Regions from separate parts of the Mus musculus genome. Here region 2 is linked to region 1. The links are chromatin loops, found by intact Hi-C in ENCODE. Cell type or tissue: gastrocnemius. All regions are shown on one strand. Links, peaks and the distances in the headings refer to the core of each region. The heading gives the core; the rest is flanking DNA. Region 1 holds the start of Hipk3 (homeodomain interacting protein kinase 3). Region 2 overlaps Hipk3 (homeodomain interacting protein kinase 3).

What was found. A loop is a pair of places that touch in the nucleus more often than their neighbours do. Peaks named below come from ENCODE experiments on the same cell type or tissue, not always from the same donor. Only the 100,000 strongest peaks of a DNase experiment are listed, where the experiment ranks them.
Region 2: it touches region 1 in a loop (5-fold over the local background); 18 of 42 quality-filtered maps call a loop at or near these places.

Annotation. Positions count from the first base shown.
Region 1 is chr2:104,489,127-104,499,548 of GRCm38, forward strand. It overlaps Hipk3 (homeodomain interacting protein kinase 3), which reads right to left and starts at 5,363. Exons shown (of 16, transcript NM_010434.2): 1 at 4,822-5,363. In gastrocnemius, for the core only: CTCF peaks have their summits at 4,252 and 5,498; DNase peaks (open chromatin) are centred at 4,461, 5,009, 5,423 and 5,839; H3K4me3 peaks cover 4,611 bases; H3K27ac peaks cover 4,658 bases.
Region 2 is chr2:104,439,064-104,449,485 of GRCm38, forward strand. Hipk3 (homeodomain interacting protein kinase 3) reads right to left here. Exons shown (of 16, transcript NM_010434.2): 3 at 7,449-7,572; 4 at 2,182-2,301; 5 at 1,143-1,229; 6 at 167-351. Among named protein-coding and RNA genes, the nearest start is that of Mir1902, 15 kb to the left of the region's middle. In gastrocnemius, for the core only: CTCF peaks have their summits at 1,968 (motif pointing right) and 5,875 (motif pointing right); DNase peaks (open chromatin) are centred at 5,883 and 9,326; H3K27ac peaks cover 2,973 bases.

The DNA of each region.
Region 1 (10,422 bases), core at 1,587-9,586:
TGGCTGTCCTTAAACTCACTATATAGACCAGGTTGACCTTGAACTAACAGATAACCACCTGCCTCTACATTTGGGATTAAATGTGTACACCACTACATAGAGCCAAAAATAAATCTTTTAATTAAAAAAAAAAAAAACCAGAATTCATCTTTAGCAACTTAAATCTTTGTCCAAATAAAAAAGTTATAGATCAAATGAATAATGTACTTTCTTATTCTTCCCTGTACTAAATTTCCTTCTTAAAAAAAAAAAAAAAAAGAATAATCCTTTTGGTTTATTAGAGGATGGGAGAAGGGAGCATGATAACCCGAAATTGATCAAAGGATCTTGTGATTGAAGGAGTAGAACCTCTTAAAATTGTCCCAAATGCATGTTCTATGCCAAACACATGGCCATACATGTATATGCAAGAAAGCCCACATGCGCGCGCGTGCACACACACACACAAACAAACAATTTTTTAAGGATAGCAGTAAAGGAAATACAAAGGAAAATGAATATGGAAATTTACCATTTAAAAAATGAATAAGCTCAAGGCCAGCCTGGTCTACAGTGTGAGTTATAGGACAGCCAAGGCTACACAGAGAAACCCTGTCTCAAAAAAAAAAAATTAATAAGCTTAGTCCAGTGGAGGCAGGTGGATATCTTTGAGTTTGAGGCTAGCCTGGTCTTTGTACAGAGCTCCAGGCTAGCTGGTGCTACACAGTGAGACCTTATGGAGAAGACCGAAATGCTTAGGCTGGGCATAGAGATGAGATGGAAATAGAGGGAGCAGAAGTATGAGGTCAGCCTGGACCACAGGAGTCTGTCTCAAAGACCTGGGAGATAGGTGGTAGTGGAGAGATTGATGAGATTGAGTCTGGAAAGAGGTCTTTCTAGCACTGGTAATCCTGGCACTGAGACAGAAGCTGGCAGATTAGAGTTCAAGGCCCGTCAGAGCTATAGAGTAAGGCCCATGAGACCTAAAGCAAATCTGCTAAGACAAAAGCCACCCTAACAATATCATTATGGACACTAGCAGCATGTTTCTGGTCCCACATGAGTAGCTCCTAGGTCTCTGGCAACCACCCTGGTGTCTCAACATACAAGCAACTGTGTGGCCTTTGTTTAGTGACATGTTTGGCAAACACATATATACAATAATGTGTGTATGTATATGTAAATATACACCTCTTTACTGTGTCTAGTTTGTTAGGGTCTTACAGAATGACTAACATCCAGAAAAATGCAATAGAGCTGGACAGAAAAAGCACTCTAATATTGCTTTTGCCCAAACTGCTCTTAATTAGACCAAGACAACCAAAAGAAATTAACTGCTTCCTTAAGTTGACCACAAAGTACTCTGTTAAAAATTAAATAAGTCCAGATGGTAGCACATGCCTTTAATCCCAACACTCAGGAGGCAGAAGCAGGAGGATCTCTTAAAGTTCAAAGCTAGACTGATCTACAGAGCAAGTTCCAGGACAGCCAGAACTACACAGAGAAACCCTGTCTAGAAAAACCAAGAGGAATTTAAAAACAACAACAACAACAAAACCCTACCATGATTTAAAACTTCTGCTCCAAATACATACTCTTCTTCAAGTTATAACCTTTTAAAGGTACGAGGGAAGGTTATAACTTCTAAGCAGATGGCTCTCGAGCCAGTAAGGACATTTAGGATAATTCCTTTCATTGTATATTTACATCATGTGCAAACATTCCTTCCTCCTGACAAGTGTTCTGAGAACGTTCTCTTTTCCCAGAGAAATAATACTACATCCTAGTTAAAGTGGAGGAGGGGCAGTACCTCTAAACAAACACCAGTAAAAGTCCCTCTTCAGAAGTAGCTTCCAACTTAAACATGCAACACTAAGCCCAAACTCTGGACATTAAGAAATCAGGACAGCTGCAACCCACAAATTTTACAAAGGGAATGCTTACTTTGGCAGCAATAATAATTGTGTATCAAAATTAGCCTGTGTGCCCTAATAAATATAAGACACAAGTTAATAACTTGTGGAAAGTAGAGAAATTCCAGTTTTTGGAACATCCTTGAAGCATTGTCAGGACATCTTTTCCTATCCAAGCTCAGCTGAAGTTGCAATAGAAACAATGTTTCCTTCCATGCCTCTGAATCAACCACCAATAGGACAATGCTCATGTACCTTATCATACTGGAAGAACTGTTGCAATGAGAACTGTACTAGGAAGCTAACTCCTTCACCTCAAAAAAAAAAAAAAAAAAAAAAAAAAAAAAAAAAAAAAACAAAGGTAACTTCAAAAGTTAATGGAATAAGTCACTGCAACATAGATGCAAACAATTATTCCATTTAAGTGGATGTGCATGAATTACATTTGATTAACAATTCCACATTGTAAGGTTGACATTTTCTCCTTCCTCTTTTCCATATGCCTTCAGTGTTCATGCAGCAAATATTTAAACACAGAGCTTCAATCAGGAAGGTCACCTGACAGCAACTGTTTTGTGAACTTACGGGAAAGCATGCATTCAGCACAGGCACTAAGCAAACACCTATGTGTCAAATGGCACTTGCTACAGAAACGGACCTCTGTAATTTGCAACCCTACTTTATGGTATCCTATGACAGATCATCCAAAAAATTAACAGAGTATAATCTTTAGCTTCTTCTCAAGCACATTTACAAGAATTATCTCATAGAAACCATCTACTTTAATGAGACTCTAAAAACCCCATGCCCAGAAGCCAATGGCTGGTTTATAAACAAGATAATGACTAGTTCAATGGAAAAAGCATTATGACAAAATGCTAAGACTGTCTCACCATGTTATGATCTGCTTGCCTAATATGTATGTTTAGCTACTGTAGTCAGCAATGTCCAAATATAAATTTAAAACATTTAATGGCCAGTTCTGTTCTAGACTTCAAGCTCATCTTACCTGTTTAAAACACTGATGCTATATTTTTATCTATCCTCCAAAATATTTTTTCTTTTTGCAAATATATTTCCTAGGGTGGAGAGTAGGACCTAAGAAATAAATTATCCCTAAAATACAATGAAATATCCAAACACTGAAAAAGCAGACATTTCTGATATATATCTCTACGGTATACCTACCATAACAAATTAAAAATAATCAAAATAAGAAAAATAAACTGACACAGGTTAAGCACTAAATTTCATAAATGCGAGCTCCCTGTACTTTATATGAATGCAAATATAGCACGAAATATCTTGTTAATTTAAAAATTAAGAATTTGGGTTGTTTGATTAAATTTCAATTACTGTTAAGTGTCATGAAAATAGAGGAACTAATACAACAAAGCAAGTTTTTAAAGGTCAGTCATATTTTGTTTACCTAAAATACTAAGCTTAATCATGACCTGTTTAAACCTTATCGTTGCTCATTGTATAAAATTAGCACTGCACTTGCAAACCTAAGCAGAATCTAGACTTATTAAACATATGGTGAGACTTGCCCAGTTTCTGAAATAGTAAATGTGGATAAACATTTAAGGTATTTTTCTCGGTAAACAACAACAAAAAAGACCTAGAAATGTTTTCATAACCTGATCAGAAAGAAAAAAATCTTTAAAAATTTTTCAAACACCAGGCAATTAAAATCTGAAAATTAAGTTAAACTGTTTTTAGTACCCCCATTTGAGAGGCTGTAGTTTACGGGGGGGGGGGGGGGGGAGACCTAAAATAGAAAAATAAAAAACAGATCTCCAAACAACTCGGAGGTACATAGAAACGAAGACTGGTTTTCCAGCTAACTTTTCCAGCCCTGTGTACCAGAGAGATAACCAAAACAAAGTAGACCCGTAAAACCATGAGTTTCCCTGTAAACTGGGCCATAATCTGAAACCTAAGGGGGGCCGGGGAGGGGGGGGGGGGACCGGCTGCTGCTGCTGCTAATAGAAGCTCCTTATAAGCTGCGAACTGACAGGTGGAAAAACAAATTCGCCAGCAGCAGGCCAGCCAGAGGTTGTGAAAACACGGTTCAAGGACCGAACATGTTGTGACTACTCTGTAACAGGTCCAAGGTAATTTACGCACACACCCTTCAGCGCAATTCCTCCAGCACAGATAAGACTGGGAAACAACAGGCTTCCCCCAAGATCCACATACCATTTTACAACAGCCGTCTCCCCCCAGACAGGAAAACAGACATTCTGGTCCCGAGTCCTTTCCGCTGGTCTCCCCACAGCGCGAAGGGAAGAGGGCCGCCGCCGCCGTAACGAGAGAAGCCGGCAACAGCCCCGCCGCGCGGCCGCCACGCCTTCCTCCCGCCGCCGCTGGGGACGCGAAGCCTCGGATCACATTTCTCCTCCCCAACAATCACACGCACGCACGTCTCCAGAGTTGACACCCTCCAAACCCGCCGCCCCGCGACGCCGGTGACAGGGCCACCAAGCCTCCGCGGCGCAGCCACGGGGCTGGGCGCTCCGGCGGCGGCGTGCGTGCACGTTGGTCTTCGCTCCCATCAATGAAAGGAACGAGGTCTCCGTAGTGACGGCCTAGAGCCGCCGAGCCGAAACGGGGGGCCCCCGTGGGACCAAACAAAACTTCGGTTGCTGGGAAGAGCCGTTGCGCAACCTAGGCTTGGGGGAAGGCCCGGACAGCCCGGCGCGGCCAGGGCGGCTTCCCGGAGGCTGCGCCAAGCGCGCGCGGAAAGCACGCGCAGTCCCCGCGTACGGCCTCCTCGGGCCTGGCTTGGCGCCGGCCTTCGGGAACCGCCCGGGCCGGCCGCACTGGACAACCGGGCGGGAACGGAGAGCCGTCGCTCCGAGGGTTCCCCCGGCCCCCGAGGCCCCGCGACGGCGCCGAGCTACCCGCCCTTGCCTGGCTTCCTTACCTTCCTAGAGGCCCGCGCTCTCCCCGCTTCGGGCGGCCGCAGCCCTGAGCATGTCCGGGGTGGGTCGCGGGGGCCGTGCGGGGACCCGGAGCCAAGCGCTTCAGCAGGCGGCGCCACCCAGCCGGGGCTCAGCCCCTCTCGGCGGCCGCTGCCATCTTGTCCTGGCGGCTGAGAGGAAACGGCGAAACACCCTCCCCCGACCGCTGCTGCTGCTTCTCTGGCTGCCGATCGCCGGGCCCGTCTCCCTCATCTTCCTTCCCGGGGACCTGGGGTGGGGACCGCTCGACTGGGGAGAGGGGCAGTGACAAGCCGGCGGGCCACCGGGGCCTACGGGCAACAAGGGATGCAGGGCCCGCGGTGCTGAGGGCCCATTTCCCCGGAGTTGAGACGAGGACGAGGGCTGCTTGCGAGGCCGCGTCGCCCGGGGCCTGCGGCTCGGACTCCTCGGGGCGCCGCGCTGCCGGCAGTCGTCACCCGGGCAGCTGCGGCAGGCCGCCCCGATATCGGGCCCCTCCTCCGCGCGCCCGCCGGCCTCGGCCGCCGCCTCCGCAGCGCCACCGCCCGCTCGGCCGCTCTGAGCGCCGAGCCCGGGCGGCCCCGCTCGGGTAGGGCCGCGGCGCCTCCGCGAAGCCCCTCCCCAGGGTCCGCCTGCAGCCGCGCCCTTGACGCTCGCAGCCCGCCAGGCGGCCCGCGCGGATCCAACCCTGAGCTCTCACGCCATCCCCTCCAAGAGGAACGGCTTCCGTCAGCCCTCCTCTGCAGTTCTGAACCTGACTCCGGGCCCAAAAATACACATTTAAGGGACAATCCTAATACCCAAAGGGGTTCAGATGCGGAAGCAGGATTCCACAGGCCTTTCCAGGTTACCCCATCCTAATTCTCTTCCCACCCCTTTAGAATCTGTTTCTTGGCATCTTAGGAGTCTAAAAACGCAGAAAGAGAATGAATAATCTAAGCCTAAAATAGGTCCTTCTCGCTCCCCCATTCCAAAACAGCAGGAGACTTGTCACACCACGTCAAAGAATGAGGGACGGACTCTCTTGGAAGTTTTCCAAGTGCACCACCACAGTGGTTGAGAAGCTGCCCACCTCTACGTTGATAATTCTCCATCGAGTTAGTTCCACACCCAAGCTAGTTTCTTCGCTCCTGGAAACTAGGAAATCGACAGAATGGTCCATTTCCACCCACGTAACCATAGAACCATGGAATTTGAGATGAAAGAATCTTACTGATGCATAGTCCAAACTCTTATGCTAAGACAAGGGTTTAGACAAGTTTCGATGACGTGAGCAAGGTTAAAGAGCAAAGCTTTAGTCTCCACCCCTCTCCCCTCCATCTATCTCTCCAGAAAGCATCTATCTTCGAAGCAACCCATCATTCAGTAAACCTATTTTGCCACCTGTTTCGTCTGGGTTCTAAACTAATATTTAACGTTTCCGCAACGCAAGCACCTCTGTCTCTATAATGGAGATGTCCTTTGCTTTCTTCCTTTACTAGAAGGACTGAGCTTGCCGATGTTATTTCTCCACACATATTCTCCATTGCAGCAGCTGGGGCTAAAGGGAGGGTCAACTCGCTGGGTAGATACTAGTCCTTTACCTATTGCCTTTCAAACTAGGACTGTGTAGAATGTCTTTAAAGGGGGAAAGGGTATCCCCTCGAGGCCACTGATAATCCTTTTTCCAGTGACCAGTGTTTTCTTCAAGATAGGAGTACAGTGAAGACTAAAGTAGAAAAGCTAATGACTGATTTTTAGAAAAGGTGTATGCATGAGATGGCCACAGTGATGCAAGTCTCTATTGCCAGCGCCGGGTAGATGGACAGAACCGGAAGAGGCTCGAGATTACCCTCTACATCCAAAAGGAGGGCAATGTCGGAGCCATTCTTTATTCTTTAGCATTTACATTGGATTTCTTTTAAGGCAATAATCTGAAAACCAAACACAAATTATTGCTAAAAAAAAGAGAGAGAGAGAGAGAGATAGAAATCTACACTAATAGAGAACTCTCTCCATTAGAATTTACTTTTCACAAGCAAGCATATCTTTTGCAAGCATATCTCTAGCCTCCTAATGGAAGACTTTCCTCATTTTGCTACATTTATGAAGAGGCTGGAAGTGAGCTCCCCACCCCCCTTCTGCTGAGTAGTTCACTCCACCCCACCCCCTTCCTATGAATTCCAGGAAGGATTTCTGTCACCTTTCTTTTAACCCTTGCCTTGCCAGTGACTAAATATAGTACCTAACTTAAACCTTCCCAGTAAAGCTTGCTAGATAAATAGACCCCCTCCTTAGGGAACCTATTGTGTCCTAACCTAATCCACTTCGTCTCTTCCCCCCCCAAATCCGTTCTGAGCTGGAACATACAGATGGTCTTTCAAAACCATGAAGTGGCCTTTGGTTGTTAAGTTCATATTTTTAGAAGGATGGTTCTAAATGGGGTGTAGTGGCTCACTCCTGGTCCCTAGTACTCCAGAGCCTGAGCTAGGACGATCTTGCAGAGTCCAGGACCATGGGCTTCATAGTGAGTGCCAAGCCATCTCAGAATACAGACTGACTTCCTCCCGGAGTGAGGAAAGACTAATCATCCTCTCGTAGTTTCAAATATGTTTAAATACAGGCTACTTCTGACAGAGAGACACAGGCCTGTGACTCAGGAGCCTGAAGCAAGAAAACCTCTAGTTCAAAACAGTCTGGGCTACACGGTGAGTTCAAAGCCCACCTGAGCCCTGTCTCAAAAAAGTTTTCCAGGTCCAGGGAGTCCTAAAATTAAGGGTTTAAAGTCAGCACACAAAAAGTTAACTCCAGTAAGTCCAGTGATGGGAAGAAGGCCTTTGGCTAGCCTGCCTCCTCCAGTTAGTGAGGCCCAGGCTCACTCAGGAGAGCTCATTGAGAACTGTCAATGGACAAGGCAGAAAGCCATTGAGCAGGGTAGGCTCAGAACTTCACTCCACGGCAAAGGAAGCCAGTGAAGAAGGGTTTATTTGGGAAGGTAAAAGTGCAATCAAAGAAGTCACTACAATCTTTGGATGAAAGAATACTCCGTGGAATCCATTTGTTTTTCTTTCTCCTTATTCTAATTTTTCTTCCAATAGCAGCCATCTCTATGAGAGTGAAAAGCCAAAATCACATTGGCCTAAACCAGTGCTGCCAGACCCTACCCTGGATTGGAGTACTGGAAACTCGCTATCTCCCAAGTCCTGTCCTTCCAGTCGGCCCTTCCTCGGGTTCCAAGGTTCCCTCCAAGTTCTCCCTCACTTCTTTTTCTGGTTTTTTGAGAGACAGGGTTTTTCAGTATAGCCTTGGCTGTCCTGGGACTCACTTTGTAGACCAGGCTGGCCTCAACTTTTTCACACCACTCTTGATTTTTCTTTCCCCCAGCCCCAGAGACTGAACCTAGTGCAAAGCACCACTCTACCACTGAGCAATATCCCAGTCCCTCTTCTATGTTTTATTTTCTGACAGGGTCTTACTAACCTGCCCAGGCTGACCTTGAGCTCTCTCCATAAATTAGGCAGGCCTTGAACTTGTAGCTTCCTTTCTCAGCAGCCTGTAACTAGTGTGATCGCAGTGGCTGTAATCACAGACCTGCACCAGGCCCAGCATAGCTTAGTATCTTTCCGTCTCTCCCAAGGGCCAGCCATTTTAGATACACTCATGTACATTTTCTGTCTTCTTCCAAAAGGAACATTTTTTTTGTCATTTGTCAGTTGTTTGATCCCCCACAGTCTAGAATAGAAACGCAATAAATATTTATAAAATGAAAGAATAGATTTTTCTATGTAAGCAGAAAGAAGCTGTTCACAAACCCAGCCTGCAAAGCAGTCACAGACTTTGGTCTTTCTCTAAGGTCTGCCTCCACCTCTGATGGTACTCTGTCCAGAGGGAGCCAGTCCATCCACTGCCCTTGTATCCACCTCTACTGAACTGCACACAGGTGTCAGCTTCAAGAAATGGCCTCGAACAGCCGTAGCTCACCATGCTAATGCTTCTATTCAAAGCACTGCAGTTTCCAGAAAAACCTTGGAACTCTGTCACAGCCTGAGTCACCAACCCACACACAGCTATCTTCCTCAAGGAAGTTAGGCTTTGAGGAGTTTGCTGGTTGTTATTTTCTCCCCTTCAGCTCCTAGGTATTCTTTCCGGTCCTTTTTTTCTCCCCACCATGTGGGACGGGAGGGGGGAACAAGGTGTGCCAAGAAAACCAGCAAGCTCCCTAACTACACACCAAGGAGGAAAAGTTTATCTGGGGGCTTTATTTCTCCTCCCGGCATGAGGTCCCGACTTCCTAGTGCAAATAATCTACCTTCTTCCTGGAGATCAACTTTGTATATCTGGGCCTCAGGGAGAGGCAGCTGGGGTAGAAAACCCCATCTAGAAGCTAGCTTGCTCCAGCCCATATTTGAATAACTGAAAAGCTCACCAAGTAGTTAACTCTTTACAGCCCAACGTTCTGCTTCTCTTTCAAAAACATTTCTTTTCATTAAAAAGATAAGAAAGCAAACAAGACAGGCAAGATGGCTCAAAGGGTAAAGAGCTTGTTGCCAGAATCAGAGAGCTTGGAGTTTAAGGGAGAGACCCAGTTTCAACTGTGAGAGAGAGCAGTTGAAAAAGACACCCAATATCAGCTTCTCTATACTTACTCTCGTGTGCACACACACACATGCAAACAGTATATGCATTCAATCTGTTTCCACACCACAGACGCATGCAAAAAAAATTAGTGCCACATTAAGAGGACATTCATAATCTCATCTAAATGAGTTATTTCATATCATGTGCATTGATGTCTGTCTGTTTGAGGGTCCCAGATCCCCTGGAGCTGGAGTTACAGTGGTGAGCTGCCATGTAGGTGCTGGGAATTGTCCTCTGGAAGAGCAGCGATGCTCTTAACTGCTGGACCATCCCTCCAGCCACATAATCTCATTTTAATATGGAGGCTAGGCATTACAGTCTACAAGAAGGAAATTCCCATAGAACAAAAATTCATTCTTTAAAAGTCCTTAAATTACCCATGAAGTATTTATTATTTTGGATATACAACCTGGTACAATAATATGTACTATAGCTAGGTCAGAGGGCACTTGTGGGGTTCAGTTTACTACTTCCATACATGGGATACAGGGATTGAACTCAGGTCTCAGCAGCAGCAGCAACCACCTTCACCAGATGAACTATCTTGCTGGCCCCTTTATTTAAGAAAAAAAAAAAAAAAAAAAAAAGATGTAGCCTAATATCACTCTCTGCCAAAAGTTTCTTAAAACTCTAATTAACACACATCTTCCCACCCCCCACCCCCGTTTCTTCCTCTAAAATAATGAAAACACTAGCAGTATCATATGGCAAAGATGTCTCCATGGGCAGTGGATCCTTAGAGTCCTGGGCACGTTCTTCACATAGGTTTTGCTCAAATGTACCTTTCCTTTTGATTGAAACCATTGGCTACCTGCATCAGCTCATCTAGATGAAAAGCCTGTCCATACCCACAGCTTCTCTACTGGTCTCTGTCCAGACATCCTGGAGTCTTTCTATACCATTTTGTTTTGTTTTGTTTTGTTTTGTTTTGTTTTGTTTTGTTTTGTTTTTGAGACAAGGCTCTCTCT
Region 2 (10,422 bases), core at 1,405-9,404, 50 kb before region 1:
GTGTTCTAATTCTCTAATTCTACTCTACCACTTGCTAGTCTATGCAACCTCAGCCAAGTTAGCTCAGTCTCTCTAGACTTGGTTGATTAATATATAGTGAAGACACTGATCTTATTACACCTACCATTATTTTAAAAACTCTATAAAAGATTATAAAGTGACATACTGGTTGCTGTGAGGAAAATCTAGTAGATGCTTCATATTAACGAATGGGTGGTTCAGAGTCTCAATTGGAGTAATTCTTAAATCTGCATCAATCAGCAACATTTTCTTCAACAGATTAACAAATTCTCTTCTATCAGCTTTCTCAGCCAAGAGATCACCTCCTTCCAAGTCCATCACTGTGTTCACCTATAATAGCAAAGTTTGAAGCCATCAAATAAAATAAGCCATAGAAAGAAAGAAGGGCCTGTTAAAATTTCACATCTTAAAAAAAACAAAACAGTGAACTACAGCCATTTGAAACAAAAAGAACTGAAATTCACATATCTACAAATCTTCTGAAGTATGTGTGTGTAACTGTGTTAAGTATATGTGTGTGTGTCTGTCTGTCTGTCTCTGTATGACTGTGTGTATGTACCTATAGCTATGCAAATGGATATGTCTCTGAGCATCTTGTGTTGAGTGTGTTGCCTGTGAGTGAGTGTGTGTGTGTGTGTGTGTGTGTGTGTGTGTGTGTGTGAGTGTGTGTGTGTGTGTGTGTGTGTGTGTGTGTGTGTGTGCGCGCATTCCAGCATGTGGACCTCTTTCCTTCCACTTTGCATGTGTTCTAGGAACAGCACTAAGGTCGCCAGGCTTACATGGCCAATGTTCCTTTCCCATGGAGCCGTCTCACCAGCCCAAATGTTTACTAATAAGCACATAACAACTCCTACCAAGGCGAGAAAAGAAGTCTTCCTGTTAGTTTTCCTCTTGAAGACCAAAAAAAGAAAGAAAGAGAAAAAAAGAAAAAGAAAAACCTCTTTAGAAAAGGACAGCACAGGCAACAAATATAATTTAGCCTGTGAGAGTTTGAAAAAATTCAGTTAATTCTGTTTGAAACACTTAAAAAGTAAGACTTAGGAATGGGCAAGGTGTTTTCGGTCCTTGGCACTCAAAGATCATCTTCGGTACAAAGGTGTACATGTGACTTCAATACTCACATGCACTATATCGTCCAGACTGTTGAATATGTACTTTCTGGCCTCTTTAGACTTCATTCCTGTCTCTGCCTCATGCTCTTCCAGTGTCTTATTACATACAAAGAGAAAATAACATATTATTACTCACCATATCCCTATTTCTAGTCCTTCATGCCTGACACATTTAGCCTAATACCAGGTATAGTAGTTTCAAAAGAGTAACAAGCAAAAATGTATTTTATAATACAAATAAATTAATAAATATGAAGCCAGGAATAGTGTGCACTCATGTAAGCCCAGCCAGCACACAGGAGGTTGAGATAGGAGAGTCAAATCAGAGGTCAGCCTGGGCTACACAGTGAATCTCTGTTATGCTGGTTAGTTTGTCAACTTCATACATGCTAGAATCATCTTACAAGAGGAAACTTCAATTGAGAAACTATCTCTATGAGATGGTCTATAAGCAAGTCTATAAGTCTGTAAGTCTAATGACTGATGGCCCAGCTCATTGGTGTAGTACCACACCTGGGCATGCAGTCCTAGGTGGTACAAGAAAGCAAGTAGTGAAGCTGGAGAGACAGTTCAGTGGCCAAGAACACTTGCTGTTACAGAGGATAAAGTTCTGTTTCCCAGAATCTGCATGGTAGCTAACAAGCATCTCTAACTCCAGTTCCAGAATATCTGACACCTTCTTTTGGCCTCTGAGGGTACCAAGCACACATGTGGTGCACATATAAACATGCAAGCAAAACACACATAAAAGTTAAAATAATCTAAAACATTATTTGTTTTTTAAAAGTTTTTTTTTTTTAATTTAATGTACATGAGTGCACTGTCATCATGCACACCAGGAGAGGGCATCGGACCCCACTACAGATGGCTGTGAGCCACCATGTGGTTGCTGGGAACTGAACTCAGGACCTCTGGGAGAGCAGCCAGTGCTCTTAACTGCTGAGCCATCTATCTCTCCAACCCATAAATACTTTTTAAGGTATAAAAGGCATTGTCCATAAGAGGCATCTTAGAAAACTGTTTAATAAATATATTTTTAGTGAATTACCTTTAACCTCCAACCAGAATGAGACATATCTGTTTCTCTGCAAAAAAATCTTGTGGATTTTGTACCCACATTCAACAATTGCTCTCCTGGTAAACCTTGAGTCTGAGAAATGTATCGGATCTGAAAAATAATTTTAAAACAAATTTATTCTTTTGTATGACAGGCATTAATTGAACATTTTATCAGCAACTATATGATACCATCTATGCCCTCAATGAATTCATGTAAGGAAGGAATATGCAGTGTTTTAAGTCTAAAATAAATGTAGTCAGCGTTGCCTGAGAAACACTTGATGCACAGTATATGTAAATTATTAATGTAGCAATTAAGGTTCTATATAAATCAAGAGAGGAAACCAACATGTTCAAAGCCTGGAAGAACAGAGATTCACTAAAGAAGAACTAACAAGAGATAACATGACCTTTGGGGGTAGGGGAAACAATACTGGGGTTTGAACCTATGGCCTCATACATGGCAGGCAAGTGCTCTGCCACTGAGCTATTCCCAGACAATAACTTAGTAGGAGGGAAAGAGAGGGATTTGAATTGATAGCGAGTTATTTTGGGGAAGTACTGACAGTGCCTTGGTGACCTAAGTGACAAAGTGACAAGGTTACAGATGCATCCTCCCAAGGGACACCTCGAACCCCCTAGGTGCAGGGCCTCTCAACTTCATCTGGAATACCTGTCCTAGGTGTCACATGGCACTCTTCCTTTAGTTCTGGGCTCTAATATCACCTTATTCATTACGCCTTCCAAGCCAGTAAGCAAGAGTTAACTCTGTCTTTCCCAGCAACCCCCATTCCCCCAGCTAGATGTTTTCCCCATCATGCTTTTCACCATCTGGTATACTAGACTTTTCTTTTCCATCTTCTTACTCCACTATGCAACTCCCAACATCCATGACAGTGCCTGGTACACATTATTAGATAGTGGTTCTCACACTCCATGACTAGTCAGTATAAAAAGGGGCATGGGCTTTAAAGGGGGGAATGTAACTTAGGACCCAAAGGAGTCCTCCACCTTCCTTCTTTCCAGTTTAATCTTAGATTCTGCTTTACTAAGCAGTCCATCTGTTCCTTCACCTTCTGGTTCTTTTCTCTATTAACTCCTTCCTCTCAGATTCCATTATCTTCTAGCCTCAAAAATAAACATAAAAAAAACGTGCCTTTTTGCTGCTTTTAAGCAGGCCTTTCCTTGCTTTCTTTTTATGTACAGTTGGAGGTGAGTGTTGCTAGGTAGTTCATCCCCCACTAGCCTCAAGGGCAAAGGTCACCCCGCCTTAGCCCCCTGGAGGGCTGCAACTGTATGTCACCACACCTGGCTTCATTTTCTTTCACACCAGTGGCTCCTGGCCTGTTACTTAAATTGTGTTCATTCTGTCGGGCATGGTGGTACACGCCTTTGATCCCAGCATTTGGGAGGCAGTGGCAGGTAGATCTTTTTGAGTTCAAGTCTAGCCTGGTCTACAGAGTGAGCTCCAGGATAGCCAGGACTATACAGAGAAAAACAAAAGACTTCTGTTATTAAAGCCTTTATAAATAGCAAAAGCAAAACAGAAAATAAGGACTATTTTGCTAGTCACAGTCGTTTACACTCAGCACTTGGAAGGCTGAAGTAGCCTCAGATGCCTCTAGGGTGGGGTGGGAATTACACAATAAAAATCCTGAAAGATAGAATGCTACCATTTCAGGACAAAATGATGCAGTAGCATGGATGGCTCCTTCCCTGGAACCCAAATCTTAGGACAGGACAGCGGGGCTGACTGGGCACTGGAGAAACTACTGCAAACTGAGAAAAGCACTTCTCCCCAGGGGCTAGACTGACACCATCAGCGTGAGACTGGAGCCCAGAAGGTGGCCGGTACAGAAAGGGGCAACAGTGTAGAGCAGGTTTGCTTATACCCTTTAACTTTTAAATCCTTTCTCAAGGTTGCTTTGGGAGTATTGCACATTAAACATGTGTAAGCGATATACTATTAATTTTAATGGCTTCTGAATACAGACTGTCTGTGTTAGTTTAACTTTTTTGTTTGATGTTTTAAGATGTGTCTCTGAGTGGTGTGTTGCATGCATGCTTGTTTAAATGAGTGTGGGAGCCTGTATGGAATGAGGACAGTCAAGTTCATGTATGTTTCCAGATGTGTAATGAACCAAAGATAAAGTTGCTCTCCACTTATTCACTGAGTCAAGGTCTCTCAATCCAGTTTGCAGATACAACTCTTGTCCCTGTCTTCTGAATTTGGAGTATGCCTACCCAATTTCATGGAATCTGGGGATCCAAACTCTAGACCTCACATGCCCAAGAGCTGCAAGCCCACTGAGCCATCTTCCCAGCCACTTCTCTATAATCTATACACCTCATCTGAAAACAGACATGGTAAGTATGCCAGAGATCTTATGAAAGAAATGTAAAGTGTTATAATAGTAGTTTCTTGGCCAGGAACTCAGTAAGTATTAGTTAGTTTAAGGTTGAAAATAGTAATAATGTATTTTGAAGACAATACACCAAGGCCAAGGCTGTATATAATTCAATAGTAGAACACTTAATTCAATCTTGGGCATTGGGGTGAGGGAGATGACAAAGTTTTTAGTTAGACATGATGGCACACAACTATATCTTAGCACTTCTGAGATGGAACCAGGAGAATCAAGGTCATTCTCAGGTTCAGAGAGAGCGAAGCCATTCTAAGCTACCTGAGAGAGACCCTATTTCAAAGAAACAAGAAACTTGGTACCTTATTTGGAGTACCTAAGTGTACTGAGGCAACTGCTTCCTGGAAAGAGGTAGAAGTAAATTTACTGGAGACCTACTACATCCTAAGTTAGGTGAACACACTCTAAAAAGATCGATAGAATCTCTGAAAATTAAACACCAGCATTTGTAAATATAGCTCACTTTTGCTAAGTAGTCCCAGCACTCAGGAGGCTGAGGTAAGAGTATTAAAGTTTTGATGTTGTTGTTGTTGTTTTTAATAATTGAAGTTTGAGGACAGCATGAGCCACCTAGTGAATCCAGACCATTGTGTGCTAGTGTGTGAAATCCTATCTCAAAAGGGTGAAATCTTCCTAAGATTAAGAACAAAGTAAGGATGCACAGGATTTATTTGTATATGTATATTTTAAAAAATAACTTCTGCCAGGCGTGGTGGAGCACGCCTTTAATCCCAGCACTCAGGAGGCAGAGGCAGGCAGATTTCTGAGTTCAAGGCCAGCCTGGTCTACAAAGTGAGCTCCAGGACAGCCAGGGCTACACAGAGAAACCCTGTCTCGAAAAACCAAAAAAAAAAAAAAAAAAAAAAAAAACAAAAAAAAAAAACTGAATGAAAACTATAATTGGTGCCTTGTGATAATGACTTTCTTCTGGTCCTTTAGAAGAACACATATATACACATATACAGATATGTATATTTGAAAATATTATTCATCTAAACCAGGTAACACCTGTTCCAAATTTGGTTTGGTTCTTCCTTACAGCTTAGTCTTTTAAAAAAAAAAAAAAAAATTACAGGATTTAGAAAAAACAAGTTTTTTAGAAAAAACCTAACAGTTCTGTTCATTTGGGTGTGGGAAATTTCATTTTCTTTCTTTCACATAAAGAAGGGAGTAGAGTAAATCTTCTGATAAGACTAACATGAGCTGCTCAAGACACTGTCCAAACCCAGAGTGCACCAGCCAGTCAACTTAAAATTGCCACTAGATGGTGTCCTGCTCCACAGGATTACACGTGGCACAAACTAGTCCACAGCTAAAACTAAGTTCCTAGCAGCTGACTGTGCTTGGTGCTTCAGCAGCTTGGAACTGTGGGACTCTGCTTAGATGGCCATGTCCTTCAGAACTAGCAATAGTCTAACGGCTGCATCAAAGTCCAAAGTTGACTGAAAACATACCTGAAGAGAAGATGGACAGAAACTGTTACATAAACTTTTAGAGGGCTTCAGAACATAAAGCGGGAAAACAGACAAGTTAGAAACCTGACCTAAAAGAGAAGGTTCACTTGTAGAATGACACTGTAAATGATAAGATGTCGATGATATTATCTCATGTTAGTGATAATACTGAATCCCCTCAGAAATAGCTAAGTCACCCAAATTAGTGACTACTCAGATGCTTTTTCATTTGTTTTATTTTAAATTATGTGTATTTATGTGACTGTGTACTATGCATGTGTGTACAGGTGCCAGTGGAGGGCAGAAGTAGATGGTGGCTCCTCTGGCTGGAATTACAGACAGCTGTGAACCATCTGATGTAGGAGCCAGGAACAAAATTCGGTACTCTAGAAGAGCAGAACATGTCTCAACCACTGAGCCATCATTTCAGCCCCTCACATCCATTTTAATAAAGAAAAATCAACAATAAAAACCAGAACTAAGGCCAGGCACAGCAGTGTACGCCTGTAATCCCCAGCACTTGGGAGGGGGCAGAAGCAGGCAGATCTCTGTGAATTAACCCCACCTGGTCTGACAGTGAATCCCAGGGCAGTCAGGGTTATATAGAGAGACCCTGTCTCAAAAAATAAATAAATGATAAACAGGCCTGGGCAAAGTGACACATGCCCTAAGACACGGGGAAGGGTACCACATTACCACAGCCCCAAGACGGAGGGAGGGGGTGGAGGGGGGGTTACCACAAGGCTAAGTAAGACAGGGCTGCATACTGACAACCTGCCTCAAACAAACAAACATTATCCAAATATTATATTATATATAGGATGACTACTTCATAAAATTGGTTTGAAGTCTGTAGGTTGTAACTAGTTTATAAAAATGTGGTAGTTTGAATAGGCTGTCCCCTTAAGAGTTTCTGGCACTGGAATACTTGGTCTTCAGTAGGTGAATGTTTGGGGGGAATAGGAAGGTATGTGCCCTTGCTGGAGGGAATATGTCAACAGGGGTGGACCTGGAGCTTCAGCAGCCTCTTGCTGTTTTGCACAGCTCTCTCTGCTTCCTGTTTGTGGGTTGAGATCTGAGACCCCAGCTGTAGCTCCAGCACTTGCTGCCTCTGCCTCTGCCCTGCCATCATGGACTCTTTCTGGAACTCTAAGCTCAAGATAAACCCCTCCTCCTACAAGTTGCCTTGGCCGTGCTTTACCACCAGAGTGTTAGAAAAGAGCTTTGAAGTCAAGAGCTAATGTTAAGTGAATTTAAATTTCTTAAGCTTTGACATTCATGGAGATTTTCACATTTTGTGTATGGAGAATCATGCAATGCTCTAAGACTATAGATTATGCTTCCTTTCTAGCAATTCCATCACTGTTCAGTTCTGTTACCTGATCATACTCCAAGGCTCCTGGGTAGAGTGGCCATCCAAGGAATAACTCTGCGATCACGCATCCCAGTGACCACATGTCTATGGCTTCACAAAACGGCAACCCCAATATAATCTCTGGAGCTCTGGGGGTGGGGTGGGGCGCGGGGAGAGGAAAAGAAGAAAGTCAGGTTCCTTTTCACTTTAAATTACCGAATTTTATTTGACATTCTAAGAAAAGTTCTAAATGACAGAAAAATCATGTTTAGTTATGTCGCTGAGAACTTGTCAAACCCCGATCCTAACCCTCGGTCATGTAAAGGGACCGTGAGCACAGCTCCATAATGAAGTCTCTTCCCCACGAGCCTTTCCCTTAACAACATCTCTATTAATGCTTGAAAAAAACAAAACAACACACACCATGCTTTTCAAGCTACAGCAGATTAGAAATAATACATGAAAGCTGACAAAAAATTAAACATTTGTAATATCAAAAGAACTCAAACAGGCAGTGAAAGTTAAGACCAAATGAAAACAAAGTTCCTGAAGCTAATAGTCTAGACCTCCATGTGACTTCAGAACATAACAGTAATGAACAGTCACATAACTGTGTCCTTGGTCATCCTTAGAGACAAGTGCAGCATATTCAGGTTTGAAGGTAAAAGTATGGGCTAGATAAATGGCTCGGTAGTTAAGAATACTGCCTGCTCTTCCATAGTTCAATTCCCAACATCCACATGGCAGTCACAACTGTCCGTAATTCTAGTTCAAAGGTATCCTATGCCTCCTCCTGGCCTCAACAAGCACCAGGCACATACCATGTAGGCATTTACATGTAGGCAAAACACCAATACATATCAATATAAAGTTTTTTAAGTTAATTTTTTAAAAATATGGTTTAAGATAGAACAATTAAAATGCATCTTAACACTTCAGTTATTTGGAAAAATATTTCATTCTCAGATTAATTATGCTACTATGTCCTGTGGCTTTCTCATGAGGAGTCTAAAGTGGCAGGAGCCTCCATCCACCTTCTGAAGAGAACTAGCATGCTTTAACAGAGCCTCCATGTACAGCTGCATAGCAAAGGAATCACACACCGTTATCCTAGGTGTATGCACATATGTGGGTTTAACTTTCAAGGACAGAACAATGAATATTTACCCCTAAAAGACTTGAGAATAACTGGTCATATTGCCATATTCTCTTTTTCCCTACACAGATATTTTCCTCTGCAGACACAAAGTATTCACAAACATTAGGAACTGAGCACTGAACATTTCTACCATGTATGCCTCAGAACCTATTGCACATTGGCGGATTGTATTAACAATGCTGGGTGAATCAAATAGCTCCACAGGTAAACAGGTCACCAAGCAGGCAAACTGACTTCAGTCCCTGAACTCCACGTGGGAAGAAAAGGGAAGGAACTCCAGGGAGTACCCTCTGACCTCCACACATGCTCTGTGGCACAAGTGCACATGTGCACTTACCTGCATACATATATACAACACACACAAACACACTCACCAAGTCCAAAACTAATGTGACCAAATTATTTTATTTAGTTACTAATATGTTTTTCAAATTTTTCATACAATATATTTAGACTGTATTCGTTTTCCACCTCTAGATCACATCCATACAACCAACTTCTTCTTAAAAGGAAAGGAGGAAGGAAGGAAGGAAGGAAGGAAGGAAGGAAGGAGGGAGGGAGGGAGGGAGGGAGGGAGGGAGGGAGGGAGGGAGGGAGAGAGGGGAGGGAGGGAGGGAGGGAGGGAGGGAGGGAGGGAGGGAGGGAGGGAGGGAGGGAGGGAGGGAAATAAGAATAGAGAAACCATGGAGTCTGTTTTGTGTTGACCAACTCCTCCTGGACGTGGGGCCTGTCCTGGAGTGTGGCCAGCACGCTCAGTGCCACTCCAGCCACTACTAGTTACAAACAGTTTCTTGACTGAGGATTTGGACTTTCTGCCCACCATTTTCCTTTCCCCAAGCAAGGAGTTTGTCTGGCTTGAACTTTTGCAGATCATAGACTTGCTGCCAGTCTCTGTAAGTTCATTCGAGACCGAGCCCTATTGTGTGGAAAACAGTTTCCTTGCTGTCTGTCATTCACCATGGCATACATTTTCTATGTACAACATCACATGTAAAAGTAGGGAAGCAACACGGTAAAGCACCTACATCCTAGATGAACCTGACAGAGAAACAAGGTTTCTACTAGCTGTTCTTGCAATACAAAACAAACTCTAAGCCAGATGAGGGGGCTCACACCTGTAATGCAGTTTTGGGAGGCTTAAGCAAGAGGACTACAATGAGTTGAACACCAGTGTGGACACAGAGAATCCCAGGTCACTTTGAGCTACAGAAACCCAGTCTAAAGAACCCAAACTTTAAAGCTTACGCATTGTAAGAACATCACAAAGTCACTGCAGTGATTAAAATTGTTTCCAATTCCTTTACCAGCTTGGGAAATATACGTTTGTATAAACAGACGTCTGCATACATAAACATCATTTTGTGCATTATACATAGACAAGTCACAAATTAAATTAGTGTATTCAGTGAACAGTCCAACAGAGCCTGAAGGCTCACTTTATAAGTAGTTACACACTGTCAGGAGTCCAATCTAAACCCTACAGCGCCAAAGTTGAGGTCACATGGAAACAAAGTATATCTATATATAAAATGATGTTTCTTTTTCTGCCATGTGTTTTTAGTCAAGTCTATTGATGTTCATTACAAATACTCTGTCTTTCTAAAAACTTGAAATATTGATATAAAACACAGCTTAACACTGAAAATTGGCAAGTTGAAAGGCAATTTTCCTCAGTGAGAACAGACCTCTGAATGGACTGGTAGACTACTGATAGAGTACTGGAAGGGAATGCTTGGAATTCTTCAAATAAGAATGCAGTGAAGTAAGAGTCACTCAGAAAAGATGGCTATTAATGGAACATCTCAGGGGGGGTTGTTCCATTTTTACCTACTTGTTCAAG